Regions from separate parts of the Mus musculus genome. Here region 2 is linked to region 1. Evidence: chromatin contacts called from ENCODE Hi-C or POLR2A ChIA-PET data. All regions are on one chromosome and are shown on one strand. The core of a region is the stretch at or near the end of the contact, and the rest is flanking DNA. Distances in the headings are between cores, read along the strand shown.

Region 1 (4,836 bases), core at 260-2,759:
AAACAAACAACAATCCCATCACAACATTCTGATATGAAAACACCTGTGATCGCTAAAGCCGTTAACAAAGTCATATTTAATACTTGTTATGTGAGAATATAACATAATGGGAGAATATGCTAAATTTCAACTAGAAATTAACAAATATAAGAGTGTGAATTGTCTTCTAATCCATGTTCACAGCCCCTCAGTTCCATCCTCACTTAACAGGCCGTACATACAGCTCAGACATCTGGGCTCATGCTACCTGCTTCAAATATGCAAACCAAAGACTAACAAATGTTTACCAAGAACAGAAACTCAGACAGACACATGATTTCTAAATAGTCCTGGCCTAAGAGATCTTAATCAGGTGTGCTGACTTGTGACTGTTACTGATTTGTGACTCAAGAACAGGACCTTGCCCAGACTAGAAAGCTCTCCTGACAATTTGGCTCAAACAAGTTGAGACACAAACTGCATGAAGACCAGCCCTCTTAGTGATACTGCCTCCTCTCTGCCCATACGAACCTCACACTTGGCAATAGAGAAAAACGACAATTTTACAAGTAAGAAGGTTTATAGGGAGTCAACTTTTAAAAAGCTACCCTCAAAATAGGGTGTGCAGTTCCATCAGGCTGAACCTTTGAGGACGTACTGCATCAGATCCTATTTTAACTATTATACAGATTAGCTCACTGAACCTTCCTTAACGCCGTTTAGTAGGCACTCTTACTAGCTCCGTTCTTCTGGCTAGAAGAGAGAGGCTTAGAGCAGCTGACGGAAGCGTAGGTAAATACACAGTTCCTACTACTAAGACATGTCTCATGACAGGTAATTTCAGAACCAAGAGAATCCCAAGAGGCCTCTATGCCATCTCTCTCTTTAGGAAAATTTCCAGTTATCGGGGCTGGATTTAAAGGTCCTTCTTCAGGCTTCCCAGAGACTAACCCATGCGTCTATGAAAGTTTCTCAGGCACGTCTGTAACGCACCATACCACATGGTACTTGAAATAAAAGGAACTCACTCTCTGCTTAGTGTTCAATGACGTGAAGCTTGCTACCTAACAGCGTGGCTAACTACTATAGGACTGGTATTAAGAGAGTCCTCTATCTAAGGGGAAACTACTCCCCTCCCCAGAGTCCTCTATCTAAGGGGAAACTACTCCCCTCCCCACCCCGCAAAGAAGCCAACCCTCATTTCCGGGATGCACAAAACATTATCTGGGAGCAAAATTAGTCCACCTATGGGCCTTCTGTCTGCCCTTGGGACTCGTGCCTCGCGGACTAGCCAAGTTAAATAGAGTCACGAAAGCCACCCTTGGACTCCTGGAGCCTCCGTGAACAAACCTGCTGTGGTGGCCTCCAACTCTCCCGGTTCAGTCGCCCTCTCGCCCTAGTAGGCAACAGCACCAAAGACCACCATTCCCCAACTCTGCCCAGCACACCAACTCACCACCGTACAGCCAGCCGCACAGCACGCCTGACGTCAGTGGAGCACGACCGTGGCGCTCGTGGATGAGCTAACGAAGGGGCGGGGCCTCTCCTGGGATGCGGGCGGGACCGGCAGAGCGCCCCCCTGCTGCCTTGGCGTGCGGGGTTGGGGTGAGGGTGGAGCCAGGGAGAGTGGGCGGGGAGTACCTAGGGCAGCCTGCTGCTAACAGGCTTCAGAAAGCTTCTCTGATGACTTCCCGGGTTCGTTTTTTCTTCTGTTTTTTTTTCTTTCTTTTTTTTTTTTTCCCCGCTTTTTCTTCGTCCTCTTTTTCTTTCCTTCTCCTTTCCAGCCCAGCCTCGCCCCCCATCTCCCACAGCAAAAAGCTCGAAAATCATTACAATAAAGGTTTTCTAAAACAACCTAGCTCTGTAATTTTTAAAGTGCCACATTTTAATATTGTTAAAAGTTGTGTGCACGTATGGGAGTGTGCACACATGTCATGGTGTAGAAATGGAGGTCAGAAGACAACTTGAGTGTCTTAGTTGTCTCTGTCACGTGGAGCCCAGGAATGGAACCCAAGTCATCAGGCTTGAAGGCGGCCACTTTTATCTGCTGAGCCATTCCCTATATATTTTTTTTTAATAGCGCATAAATTCAAACCCAGGATGTTGCCTATGCTAGGCAAGCATGCTCCTGCTGGCCTACATCCCAGCCATCTATTTATTTATTTAGAAACAAGTTCTCAATAAATTGCCTAGGCTGGCCTATAACTTACTCTGTAACTCTGTAGCATAGGCAGTCCTTGGATTCCTGCTTCTATTGCTTCAGTCTCCAGTATCTCTAGAGTGACAGGCCTGCACTACCAGGCCTGGCTATAACTCTGTCGTTCAAACTCAAAGCCGAAAAATACCTCAGAGTGCTGTTTCAAGATGCCAAACAGAGAACTGAGAGAATTCCAGTAGAATTTGGACATTGAATTATTCGTGTGCTCTTCAGTGACTGAATAATTATGATGTGAACTCCAGATATGCTTGTTCAAAGACTATATTAAACCCCTACCTTTCACCTCTCTACTGTCAGAGCACCAAGCACATGAGGTCATTAGCATGGTCTACTGTGAAGCAAGAATAACAGGCCTCTTATGTACAATGAATGTCTTTGACATGCAATCAAGACTATGAGTCCTGCCTCAGAATAATATTTATAAATGGATCAATATCCACATAGGATTAAAGGGAAATAATTCCATCAAAATAGCCATAAATATGCAAAATAATAACACACCTACCTGAGCTCAACAGATCTAATACCGTCTGTGATTTCAAAGTATCAATACACATACACAATGCTTTGAATTATCTTCAGTGGTTGTAATAAAATAGGAACAATACTGTGGTTTGATTTAGTGACCAAGTCAATTACTGTTAATGCCTCCTGGTTTATTGTGCACATATGTGATCAAGAAAAACATCACCTTTCTGCTAGAAGTTAAGAGAAATAAAAATATAATTATTTTTCTATCAAAGTTCCTAGATCTCCTCTATGTGTGTTATAGAGCAAATCTGGGAGACAGAGTAACTGTGCATCACTGAGACATCTGTAGGAAGAGTTGTGATCTTGCAGGTCAAAAGACAATGAAAAGATTTCACAATAAAATCAAGCAAAACTGAAGACAGCGGGTGTGACAGAGCTGTGTGCCCTGTCCTGAAAGGCTCTGAAAGTATACCCAGTCCTTCTTTGGAAGGCCATGGCCCCAGGATTCTGGTTCTTCCTAAAAAATGGCTTACTGCTTTTCCAACGAGCTTGGACAGAGCAAACCCAGAGACAGGACGAAGCAAGCAGAGTGACACAGAACAGCAGTGTCACCACGCAGCCCAGAGTCACGTGTGTGTAGAAGCATTTCAGGCTCATGTCTGCCACACCTGACTCCCTCTTACAGGCTCACCACGGAGTTACAGCCTCAGTCTACACCTACAAGGACAGGGAGGTCGCCATGTGCCCAGCAGAAAGGATTGCCACTACTCCGTCAAAAAGTTGGATATATGTAAGTGACTTCCCAGAGAAGACCTAAATCAGCAGTCCAATAGCAGAGCACTATCTTCTACTCAGCAAGTGAAAGAGGGAAACTAGAGTGGGGGCGAGGGGAGGTGTGTTACATATGTCCTGCAGAGGGCGCTCGAGGTCCTCTGACTGTGGTCCTCTTTAAAACCCTTTGTTGTAAAGCCTCAGAACAGGGACTCCAGCCCACTTTTCTAATGTTTGTTCCTTTGCCCCATAGCTGACCTTCTCTTCTCTTCTCTTCTCTTCTCTTCTCTTCTCTTCTCTTCTCTTCTCTTCTCTTCTCTCTCTCTCTCTCACACACACACCTACATACCCCTACACACACATACACCTACACACACATGTGCACACACATACAAACATTAACACATACAAACACACACCATAGTCTGTAGGCTGAAGCATTTCCCATAATGCCTCTTGCCTTCTGTGGATATATCCCTCTAGGCAGCCCCTCCTTTACTCCTCCACACCCCTAGGGATGGAACTTGGGCCCCTTCTGTTTCCATATGGGGCACATAAGGACTTAAGCTCTAAGCCAAAATGCCTGTGTTTATTCTAAGATAGTTAAGTTTTATTTCCTTATGGTGACATCTCTAAAATAGGGATTGTAATAGAAATTTCTCACTGGGGCTGATATAAGAATTTTTAAAAATATCCACAGCATGGTAGTCCTGCATGCTGGTAGTGCCTGGCACCCTAGGGGTGGAGGCAGGAACATTAGGAGGCCAGAGTCATCCTTGTCTACATAGCAAGTTCAAGGACAGCCTGGGCTATACAAGATCTTGTTCTCAAAACCAAAGACCAACCCTTACCATCAAAACTAAAAGAAGGTTGCTGTGTATGTGAGAGGCTCAGACTAGTGTCTGGCACAAAGAACATATAAAATACAGGCCATTGTTTCTTTTTTCTTTTTTTTCTTTTTTTTAGATTTATTTATTTATTATATGTAAGTACACTGTAGCTGTCTTCAGACACTTCAGAAGAGGGCCTCAGATCATGTTACAGATGGTTGTGAGCCACCATGTGGTTGCTGGGATTTGAACTTCAGACCTTTGAAAGAGCAGTCGGGTGCTCTTACCCACTGAGCCATTTCACCAGCCCCCGCCATTGTTTCTTTTATAGCTGAGGATAGCACCTGTAAGAGAACTTTGTCTCCGTGGTTGTAGAAATAAAAACCAAGTCTAAAGCATAAACTCTCGGACAAAAGCTTTAATTTGAAAGATATAACAGTTAAAGGAGGAGGGCATAAGACTGATTGGGGGCGGCCCCAGCTCTTCAATGAGGACGGGGAAGAACAGGCATTGTATCAGGTTCTTGAGATGACCTGAAATCTTATCACTCTTACTAGTCGAGAAGAG
Region 2 (4,765 bases), core at 376-2,875, 70 kb after region 1:
ATGGAGAGCAGCCGAGAACCAGCTTCCAGAAAGTTTAAGGATGCCCAGGGGAGAATGAGCCCAATCTGCCTTTTTCCTGCCACATCTCTGTGAATCACATCCATTTGCTGCTGACTGCACAAATGGTTTGCATTAGGGGGACCATGGTCTTGTCTTTTCTGCTTTTATTCTTTCCAGATGAGGCTAGACTGGCAGGCCTAGCAGGATGGAGGAGTGGGGTGATTGATCGGCAGCCAATCCAAGGAGCCTTGGAGGGGTCAGAGGGGAGTGTCCAGCCTCAGGCTAAGGGAGGTGGAACCCCCTTTTAGCCATTCCTGCACATCTTTGTTCTGTCTGGGTGTGGCAGTTTGGTGACCTCACAGTAGTGACTAAAGAGGGAACAATGGCACTAATTCTTTAGTATTGAGCAATCATCCTGTTGGGAGAATCTAAGTCTACACACTTGTCAATAATCCTAAATGGACTCAGTTTCGGGGGGGAGGGGTGTCCCCATTCTGGGAGGTGGGAGGAATGTGATATTGGTTAATCTGATGTCTTCCTGAATTGTGCTGAACTCCTGGAAGGGCTGTGAAGGAAATGGGCATGGGGTGACTGCATACCCAGCCGTGCTTCTCACTAGGCCTGGGAGATGGCCCAGTGAGTAAGAGCACTTACTATATAAGTAAGTGCCTGAATCCCCAGAAAAAAAAAAACCTAAAAAGCCAGGATGTGGCTGCACATGCCTGTGGCCCCAGCACTGCAAAGGGCAGAGCCAGAGACATCTGCAACTTGCTGCCTGCCAACAGAGCTAATCAGCCAGTTCTGGGTTCAGTGAGAGACCCAGTCTCGAGGGAATAAAGTAGAGAGTGATAGAGAAGGACACCTGATGTCCTCCACTAGCCAACACACATACACAGACACCCATGCGCGCACACACATTCACACACAAACAAACACACTCTCACATACATATACACACACACACACATTCACACACATATCACACACACATTCTCTCACACATACACATTCACACACAAACACACTCTCACATACATACATACACATACATGCACACACTCTCTCACAAACATATCACACACACATTCTCTCTCACACACACACTCATATACATTCACACACACACACACACATGAAGCAGTGTTATATACCATAAAGATTCTCTCCTCCACCCAGCAGCAGCACAGGTCCTTTCCGCAAACCAGTGACTTGTCTTTCTGAGGCCCCAGGACACAGGGGCCACACCATGTCATTCTTGATCACATAGGACACAAAGGTGGCACTATCAAGCTGTACCAAAGGAGCTTGGATAAGGCTTGGCTGACCTCCTGCCACTGGCCTGGACTTCATAGCTCCCAGTCTCCTTTCCTACCTCCCAGCCAATAACTTTTCTCTCCGAGGAACTGAGAGCCCACTCCCACTCACCCTCACCTCAACCAGTGCACCCAAGACTCCAGGGGCTTTGCTGTGCCATTCCTCCACTCAAGCTGTAAGGGGATAATCTTTGGGCTGGTAGACTCAGGGGAGAGCCAAGGCAGAGGGATTGTTGGAGGTCAAAACTAAGATGTCAGCTGCTTTGTCAAGTACTGAATTACAACCCTTACCGAGGACTCAGCACATGGCTGGTGGCTGTGTTAGTGCCAGAAAGCTGTGACTGCAGAGCGTACAGCTCCGTGTCACACCCACTGAGCTCAGATTGAGCTGTAAGGCCTGTGCGTCAAAGGAGAAGCTTCTGGAAGCTTCTGGGATCCTTGCAGTCACTGTGTCATACACAGCCAACTGGCCCAGCCAAGCACAGCCTCCAGATACACTGGTCACCTCAGACACTCTGCCAGCTGCTAACACCAGGAGTAAAAATGGTTCCCGTTATCTCTGATTACACACTGGCTGGGAATTCCTTGACAGTTGGATTATATCTTTGGAAGCAATTTCTGTGGAGATTTACTTCATTCTATCCATACTGCCGTCTTGCTGGACCTTAGACGCTTGTAATTACCCCAGGGCCATTGCACACACTTTTCCTTGGGCTCAGAGGATATTTCTCCTGCTAGATAGCCACAGAGCTTCAAGCAGTTGATCAATTGCCATCTGACCAGTGAGGCCTCCCCTGACCAAATTATTTGAGATTGTTTTCCAGCCCCCTCCGCATTCTTTCTTCTCTTCCTCACCAGATTCTCCAAAGCATTTATGACCATACGTCCTACCTACGTTTATTGTCTTCCCCTTCTGGAAGGATTTGATTCTGGCAATTGGTCATGAATGAAAGGAAGGGAAGGAGATGGGGAAAGGATTTCCCAGGAGCTTCCTGTCTCCTTCCCACTGTATCCATAAAGCACTAAAGCACAGAGAGGTTAGATGCCTTAGCCAAGAACACACAGCTATTCAGTAGACGAAGGTAATCTCTCTTTCTTTCTCTCTCTCTCTCTCTCTCTCTCTCTCTCTCTCTCTCTCTCTCTCTCTGGCTTTCCTAGTTTTTGAGATAGAGTTGAACTTAGCACATTACTTCAATCTCAAGGAAGTCCTCTTGTCTCAGCTTCCCAAGAGCTGAGATTACAAATGTGCACCCAAATATCCTGGATCTTTCTTCACATTTTGTTTGTTTGTGTGTGTGTGTGTGTGTGTGTGTGTGTGTGTGTGTGTGTGTGTGCGCGCGCTGTGGCACACATGTGGAGGTCAGAGGACAACTTTCAGGAGTCAGTTCTCTCCTTCCACCTCTAGTTTCTGTGGACAGAATCAGGTCGTCAGCTTTGCCATGGGCTCCACATGTTTCCAGCACCCCTAACCCCTTTCTTTCCTGTCATGGTGGAACCCCTTTCACCCTTCCCAGTATGGCTTCTAGACTTCCCCAGGAAATCTTTGTTGGTACTCTGGGTTGAGAGCTGTCTTTCCTTTTAACCAAAGCTCACACAGTTCCTGCCCCCATCAAAACTCTGGACAGAACGTGTTTCATATGTGGTTGTTTCTATGTTAGAGAACATATATGTTGAGAGCCAAGCTAGGGATTGGCACTTGTGTTTGTTACTCCAACACTCGGGTGTTAGAAGCAGGAAGATCAGAAATTTGAAGCCAACCTGAGCTACAGAGTATAACCCAGTCAGCTCACAACCTCCTGGGTTCACAGGAGGCATCCGGTTTGCCTTACTGGAAGGAAAAACAGCAGGAAGGGAGAATGAGGTGTCAAGCCTCTTCCTAATTAACAGTTGCAAAACAGATCTTCCCAAGTGAGCCATCTTTCTGTCATGCTCCCTACCACATGAGAGGGTTCTACTGAATCCAGATGCTTCACCCAGAGCCCAGAGAGGCCGAGGCCTCAGGAGGTGATGAGCCCAGGCACGGAGCATACTACAGGGACAAACAGCAGTGGGACTTTTAGTTTGGATTTCACATAAGGAGCTGACATAGTCAGGGACAGTGACTCTAGGCCCACTGGGGAGTGACCACAGCCAAACCCTGTGGCTTTCTGCTGCTTTCTTGTGTGGCACGACCAGGCACCAGGACTTTGTACCAGCTCAGGGCAGAAGGGTGCCTTAGAGATTCTCACTGAGAGGAGTGCAGAAGGAGGGCCCTACTGGGATTGAGTCTTGGCTTTGGATATCAGGGGAGAGGGCAATTATTCAGGGAGGCTCAGAGTTTACCGTAGCAACTCCACAAGCTCACACAAGGATGGGCTTCCCTCTGCACTGAGGCAGAGAGTAGGTGAGTTGACTGGGATCACAAGGGCTAGGGCGTCAGCCAGGTCTGGTTCTCAGGTTTCCTATCCGTGGTACTGTCACTGACCCCTGCTATCCTCAGTCAAGTTAGAGCCACCTAGAACCCTGTCTACTCAGTTCTTGTCCGAAGAGCTGAACCATCTGATGCCCTTGGTGGGCACTGAGGCTTGGTTGGATGACCACAGAGTCCCCGTATACCAGTGTATATCATACCCTGTGCACCACTCAGTAGAGTACTTTTGCTAAGTACTTTTCCACATCCTGTCGTGTGCCCCTGCCTTAGTGAGCCACACTGGGTGTAGCTTGAGCATATGAGATCTCAAAGCCCGCCCCTTCAGTTACACACTTCCTCCTCCAGCAAGGCCACACCTCCTAATAGTGCCACTCCCTACAGGCCAAGCATTCAAACACATGAGTCTATGGGGGTCATTCCTATTCAATCCCCTCCCCCCATACTATCCCTATGAAGTAGTAAGGAGTGTATTTCTTCCCTTTTTTTTTTTTTAAGATTTATTTATTATTATAAATAAGTACACTGCAGCTGTCTTCAGACACACCAGAAGAGGGGGTCAGATCTCATTACAGGTGGTTGTGAGCCACCATGTAGTTGCTGGGATTTGAACCCCAGACCTTCAGAAGAGCAGTCAGTGTTCTTACCCACTGAGCCATCTCACCAGCAAGGAGTGTTTTTCTTATGTTACAGAAAAGGCAACTGTGGCCCAGAGAGAGAAAGTCACTTGCCTAAGGTCACAGAGAAAGTGGGAGAGGCAGTCTGATACCAAGCCTTTGTCATCCCTGTGCCCTGTGTCTAAGGAAAATAGCCTGAAACAGCCAGAGCCGGGGTCGGTGTCCCATATGAATCTCCTAAAAAGCTATGAGGAGGCTGGGGAGATACTCAGTGGATAAAAGAACTCGAGGTTTGTGTGAGAATATGAGTTCAAATCCCCAGTGCCCACATTAAAAAAAAAACTAGACATGACCAGACATAGTCCTATAACCCCAGCACTATGTGGTGAGAGACCAAATCTTGTAAGTTCAGACTCCATTTTAGAGAA

Evidence for each region. Hi-C counts contacts between places; a loop is a spot of excess contacts on that map. ChIA-PET counts read pairs that join two places held with the same protein, here RNA polymerase II (POLR2A).
Region 2: POLR2A ChIA-PET joins it to region 1 with 36 read pairs in embryonic stem cell. The contact joins the enhancer-like site here to the promoter of Wdr61 in region 1. A Hi-C loop is called at or near these places in 4 of 37 maps with a recorded cell type or tissue (ES-E14, T-helper 17 cell, mouse embryonic stem cell and 1 more). POLR2A ChIA-PET finds 5 or more read pairs at or near these places in 4 of 5 experiments (Patski and embryonic stem cell).

The regions. Positions count from the first base shown.
Region 1 is chr9:54,733,040-54,737,875 of GRCm38, forward strand. It overlaps Wdr61 (WD repeat domain 61), which reads right to left and starts at 1,510. Exons shown (of 11, transcript NM_023191.3): 1 at 1,436-1,510.
Region 2 is chr9:54,802,831-54,807,595 of GRCm38, forward strand. No RefSeq gene overlaps it. Among named protein-coding and RNA genes, the nearest start is that of Crabp1, 40 kb to the left of the region's middle. Within about 2 kb of position 1,626, at least 1 of the 3 ENCODE cell types and tissues checked has a DNase peak (open chromatin) inside an H3K27ac peak, as active enhancers do.